Linked DNA regions of Homo sapiens: region 2 is linked to region 1. Evidence: chromatin loops called from intact Hi-C (ENCODE). Cell type or tissue: pancreas. All regions are shown on one strand.

Region 1 (2,500 bases):
CCACCGTTTTTAGATAACCCACTGACATGGTGAAGTAAGGACATTGTTAGGAAAAAGGCATGTAGGATGTGGAACATGAATCAAAAGAGAACTATCCTGGATGATCTCTTTGTTGTTAAGCCCAGTGATTGTCTGAGGGAGTGGGATTGGTGGGGATCTCACTGAGTGCTGACTGTCCAGAACTCACTTTCTCATTGTGATCTGACTCCAGTTGTTCAAAAGCCGTTCCTTACTGGGAGAAGTCAGAGCATGGGATATCCCTTGAGAGTATATGTGAAATGCATTACTTTGAAGAATTGGTTTTGGAACACTAAAGTGGATAATGGAAGCAGCTATTTCATTCTTACAGCTCTGGAGTAAAATGGCGATGATCTTTGGTCTACCCCAAAACTGTCTTAAATTTCGCTTGCTTTGGCTAACTCTGATAGGAAATAGCTATGGGAGAGTAGGAAGGGAATGGGGCTTAGAGCCCATAATTCAAACCCTACTACCACTTCTAGGTATGAGCTGTGTAACCCTGCACAGGTTACTTATCTCCGTTTTCTAGATTTTATGCGGTCCATTTGGCATGTCCTAAGCACCCAGTACATGTTCATTAATTATTTTTTCTCTTCTCACCAGGTCTGGTCTATGTCATGTTCATCTCTATCCTCATTAGCGTGATAGTCTCTTTGAGATTATTTGATGACCAAATTAATGGGGCTGGAGTGTAACAGCTTAAGAGCAGGTACATTCTGAAGAGTGAGAATAAACTTTGTCTGTGTATTATTTACTGTTTAAGAAAAAAGAAAAAAACAGCCCTCATGGTGTTGATGGATTTTGGGTAATCAAGGGAGATTTGGAATATCCCTCTCTTTTCGACATGTGACAGCCTGTCTAGGTGAGGGCCAGGGTCACAATGATGGTTCTGATTGTTCCTCTCCAGGAGGGCCCCTGAACTTTGACATCATCTCCTAACGCAGTTCTGCCGGAGGCCTTCCTGTCAGAGCCTCCTGGGCCAGAATGGGCCTCTGTGGCGAGCCGGGCCTGTAACTGTTCCCACTCATAATGAGCAGAGCTGCTCCTGCAACCCGGCAGGAGCACCCGAGTGGGTGTGCATGCACATAATGGGCCCAGCTGCTGTGGCTGCAGCCTGTGAATGCCTTCCAAGAGGCCAGATGCCTGGACACATCTCTCAGCAGCTACTTTTCCTTTAAGGGGGATGATAACTCCCTGGCGCTTATCCCTAGTACCTCTGACAAGGAAAGGAAATCCATCCTGCCCTGAACAGCAGGGTGAGCACCTTCACCTGATTCAGTCTCATGCATCTCAGCAAGGGAGATGCTAGTATCTAATTGTCTTAGTTTCCTAGGGCTGCCATAACACAATAGTGTAAACTAGGTGACCTAAAACAACAGGCATTTATTTTCTCACAGTTCTGGAGGTGAGAAGCTGGAGGTTGAGGGGTTGGCAGGGCCATGTTTTCTCAAGTCTTTAGGGGAGGATGTGTTCTGTGCCTTTCTCTTAAAGGCTACTGTGTTGCCATCAATGCTTGGCTTTCCTTATCTCACAGCTGTTAATTTCAGTCTCTAACTTTGTTGTCTCATGGTATTCTCTCCTAGGGTTGTCGTTGCATTATCTTCTTGTAAGGACAATTGTCATATTGAACTAAGGGATCGCCCTACTCCAGTATGACCTTGACTGATCATATCTTCAATGACACCATCTCTGAATAAGGTCAAATTTGAGGTGTACTGAGGGTTAACACTTCAACAAATCTTTTTGGGGCATGCAATTCAACCCATAACTCTCATGTTGCATACATGGGTGCAGGTTTAAAGAGGATCAGTAATTTGGGTATGGTCACAATTAGGCAGTGTTGGGACCAGGATTGGAACTCAGGCCAGCCTGTCCAAAGCCACTTCTCTTTCTACTAAACTTTGGTGTGTCAGAATCACTTGGAGGGCTGATAAGAAAGACTGGGGCCCAGGCTTTATACCCTTGCTCCTCCACCTGTGGTCCATGGACCAACTGGCAACATCAGCATCACCTGAGAGCTTTTTTTGGAAATGCAGAGTCTCAGGTCCCACCACATACATATTTTTAACAAGATCCCCAGGTGATTTGGGTGTGCAGTCAGTTTGATGAAGCACCTGAATCGGGTATACGCTGCTTCTCAGTCCTGATTGCATATTAGATTGCTTGAGAACAGTAAAAGACAAAACACAAATAACAGTGATGGCAGCCTTACCCCACGCCATTGAATCAGATCTCTGATGAGGCACTGACGTTTATATTTTTTAAAAGCTGCCCAGATTATTCTGATTCACAGTATAAGTTGAGGACCACTGTGGGGCTGGAGGTCCTCATTTCTGGAATATCCAGACTTCAATATTGAGGTTGAGAATTCTTTTTGCACAGGTTCTTCTTTTTATTTCCACAGTAGTGCAGAAACTGGGCCAGGAGGGGGGCTAGTGTACGGAATTTATTTCAGAGAAGGCAGAATATTATATAGCAAAGG
Region 2 (2,500 bases), 110 kb before region 1:
AGGCCAAGGGAAGGGTGTGTTACATGCACTACACCCACCCCGCCTTGTTTAAAACTGGTCTTTACTATCCTAATGCAATGCTTTCTATCCTTTTTCGTGATTCACATTTGTTTTGAAGGCTCTGTCCTAGGATTTCATTAGCAGTTTTAATTTGCAGGCATGGGACCCTGGAAAATGGGCTTAAAAGAAAAAGCTGGCTTATTGATGAACAAGTTAAGCATCCGTCATCTCTAATGGGAAATTCTGGTTGCTTTTAGGCATCTGACAGGTTTAGATGTATGTGTAAAGTGACTGAAACACTCTTGACTGGGAATATACAACACTGTTGTTCTTACTGATACATAAACTGAAAAACTGCTGCTAATGGTGGGAAATGTTAATTATGTGAGAACATATTGAACTTATATTCTCTGGCATGAACTTTTTTAAAAAAATGCATCAACTGTGCTGCTTTTTTTTTTAATAGGCACAGCTTTCTAATTATCATAATTCAGTTCAGCTCTGCTCTTGGATGGTGTTCAAGTGCAATCTCAATTTAACTTGAAAGGGGATTTTTTTTTTTAAACTTGGAATGTTTAAGAAAATTTGAAAAGTTCATCCAAGAATGTTGTCTGCTTAGGTGTGAGTAAATCTAGGGGAATGAAATGAGTGCCTTTCTGTAATAATTCAATAGATCCGAATATTAAGAAAGAGACTGTTTTTTTGCTTTGCTCTGTATCCAAGCATTTTTGTATAACCTGATGCTACACACTGCTGAGTTCTCTTTGAAAACCAGTGTTTTTCTAATAGATAGTAAACTAAATAAATGAATATTTTATTACCATCTGCAAAAATGGGAGTCTTCTAAGAGAGAAATACGCAATTGTTATGAATGTATTTGACAGAAATCATTGTTAATCTTTTATACCAACCAAGCCTTTAGAAGGTAATTGCTTTATCTGTTCCTTCTTTACTCTGTGACTTGATGGCATTTTGTGAAGGGAGTCGTCTTTGACGGCTTTCATCCCAGTGTCTGTATCCCTTAATTTTTCTTTGACTTTAATAGCTTTTCAAAGAAAAAAACTAAATGAAGCCCAAGCGCCTAATCCTCCAGGAATCAATTTTAATTGTAAGAAAGAACAACTTAGATGGGCCTTCCGACTTTCGTCCAGCCTGACTCCTTCTGCTGAGATGCGGAGAGCCCGCGGAAACCAAATGACTTCATTTGCTCTGGCACTTAAGAACCGAATTCACTTCCGTGGTGGTGAAATAAAAGGAGCCAAGTGTTTTAAATAGCCACTCCCCGAGGCCCGCCCGCCCGAGCCTGTTGAGAAAAGCGCATTGTCTGCTTGCAGCTCTAGCTGGGAGCCTGCCTGGCTCGCCCTCCCCCACTGGGCAGCTCCATTTCTGAAGTTGACATCTGGTTTTCTCTCTGTTCACCTGATCTATCCCCGTACACGTGCTCACATGCAGACTGCATGCATGCATTCTGCAGGTAACAGGGATTTGTGACATTAAGTGTGTGTGTGTTTCAAATCCCTACTGGGATAGGGGGAGGAACAAAGCTAATGGCACAAAATAAAATGTAAACACAGTAGCTGCCCCACATGCCGCCGCTGCTGGGTTTCTGTCTGATGGTGCTTTCTGGGTAGGCGTGCCTATTGTTATGGCAGCAACAGGCGGCAGAACTTGGGGCACCATATGGCGGATGTGGGCCTCAGATAAGCTGTCTGGTAATTTAGCTTATCAATAGCATTTTGATATGCTTCATTTTCAGATCACCCATTACTGTGGCTGGGGGTGTCTTGGGGGCTAACTGATTCTGAAACCATTGTGAGCCGATGCTTCCTTTGGTGGAATCTCTTTCAATCCTTTCTCCCTGGCTGCCTTTTCATCTCAAAGCCTTTGAGAGACAATGCTGGTTAGAGTTAGAGCTCCATTAGCTGAAGGAACCATCAGCCCCATCTTGAAATCCTGGGCACTTAGAAGACCTTGTCATGTATTGTCATTGAGAGAAAAACAGAAAACAGATACTTAATAGCATTTCATATTGTCTGAGCCGAGAAATTCTCTTAATTCAAAGTTGCTTTTGCTTTAAATATTGAAGGAGTAAGTTTGATACTGTTTTTAAATTTTGATGAAAGGTTTCTAGTTTTGTTATGCATTCAGAATACCTCCCTCATTTCCTTTCATCTTTAAATTTTACCTTAGCCGTAAAATGCAAAAATTATTACCATTTATATAATTTGAAATCAGGGAATGTGCCATTTGTAATTTGGAGGCAAGAAGCAGCTTCCTTCATGCTTAGAACTTGTGAAAGTGGAAAATGCTTCCAGAACACCACTCAAGTGTCCAGTGAAGCTGAAGCAAAACTAAAATCTCCCCTACTGATGGATTGGTAGGGGAACTCTTGCCTCAGCTGGAGCCAGCTTAGGGAATCTGCACTTAGTAGGTGGCTCAGTGGAAGTCTGATGGTGTGCATGACCATGTGCTCATCACCCATGTGACCCTCATTCACCAA

What was found. Peaks named below come from ENCODE experiments on the same cell type or tissue, not always from the same donor. Only the 100,000 strongest peaks of a DNase experiment are listed, where the experiment ranks them.
Region 2: it touches region 1 in a loop (2.9-fold over the local background); 21 of 110 quality-filtered maps call a loop at or near these places.

The regions. Positions count from the first base shown.
Region 1 is chr11:12,793,652-12,796,151 of GRCh38, forward strand. All of the region lies in intron 3 of TEAD1 (TEA domain transcription factor 1), which reads left to right. Among named protein-coding and RNA genes, the nearest start is that of TEAD1, 120 kb to the left of the region's middle. In pancreas, no CTCF peak of the experiment used is centred here; no DNase peak of the experiment used is centred here.
Region 2 is chr11:12,679,198-12,681,697 of GRCh38, forward strand. The region is part of intron 2 of TEAD1 (TEA domain transcription factor 1); the gene reads left to right. Among named protein-coding and RNA genes, the nearest start is that of TEAD1, 6.0 kb to the left of the region's middle. RefSeq lists enhancers at 998-1,557, 1,121-1,838, 1,525-1,819, 1,839-2,500. In pancreas, no CTCF peak of the experiment used is centred here; a DNase peak (open chromatin) is centred at 1,324; H3K27ac peaks cover 1,857 bases.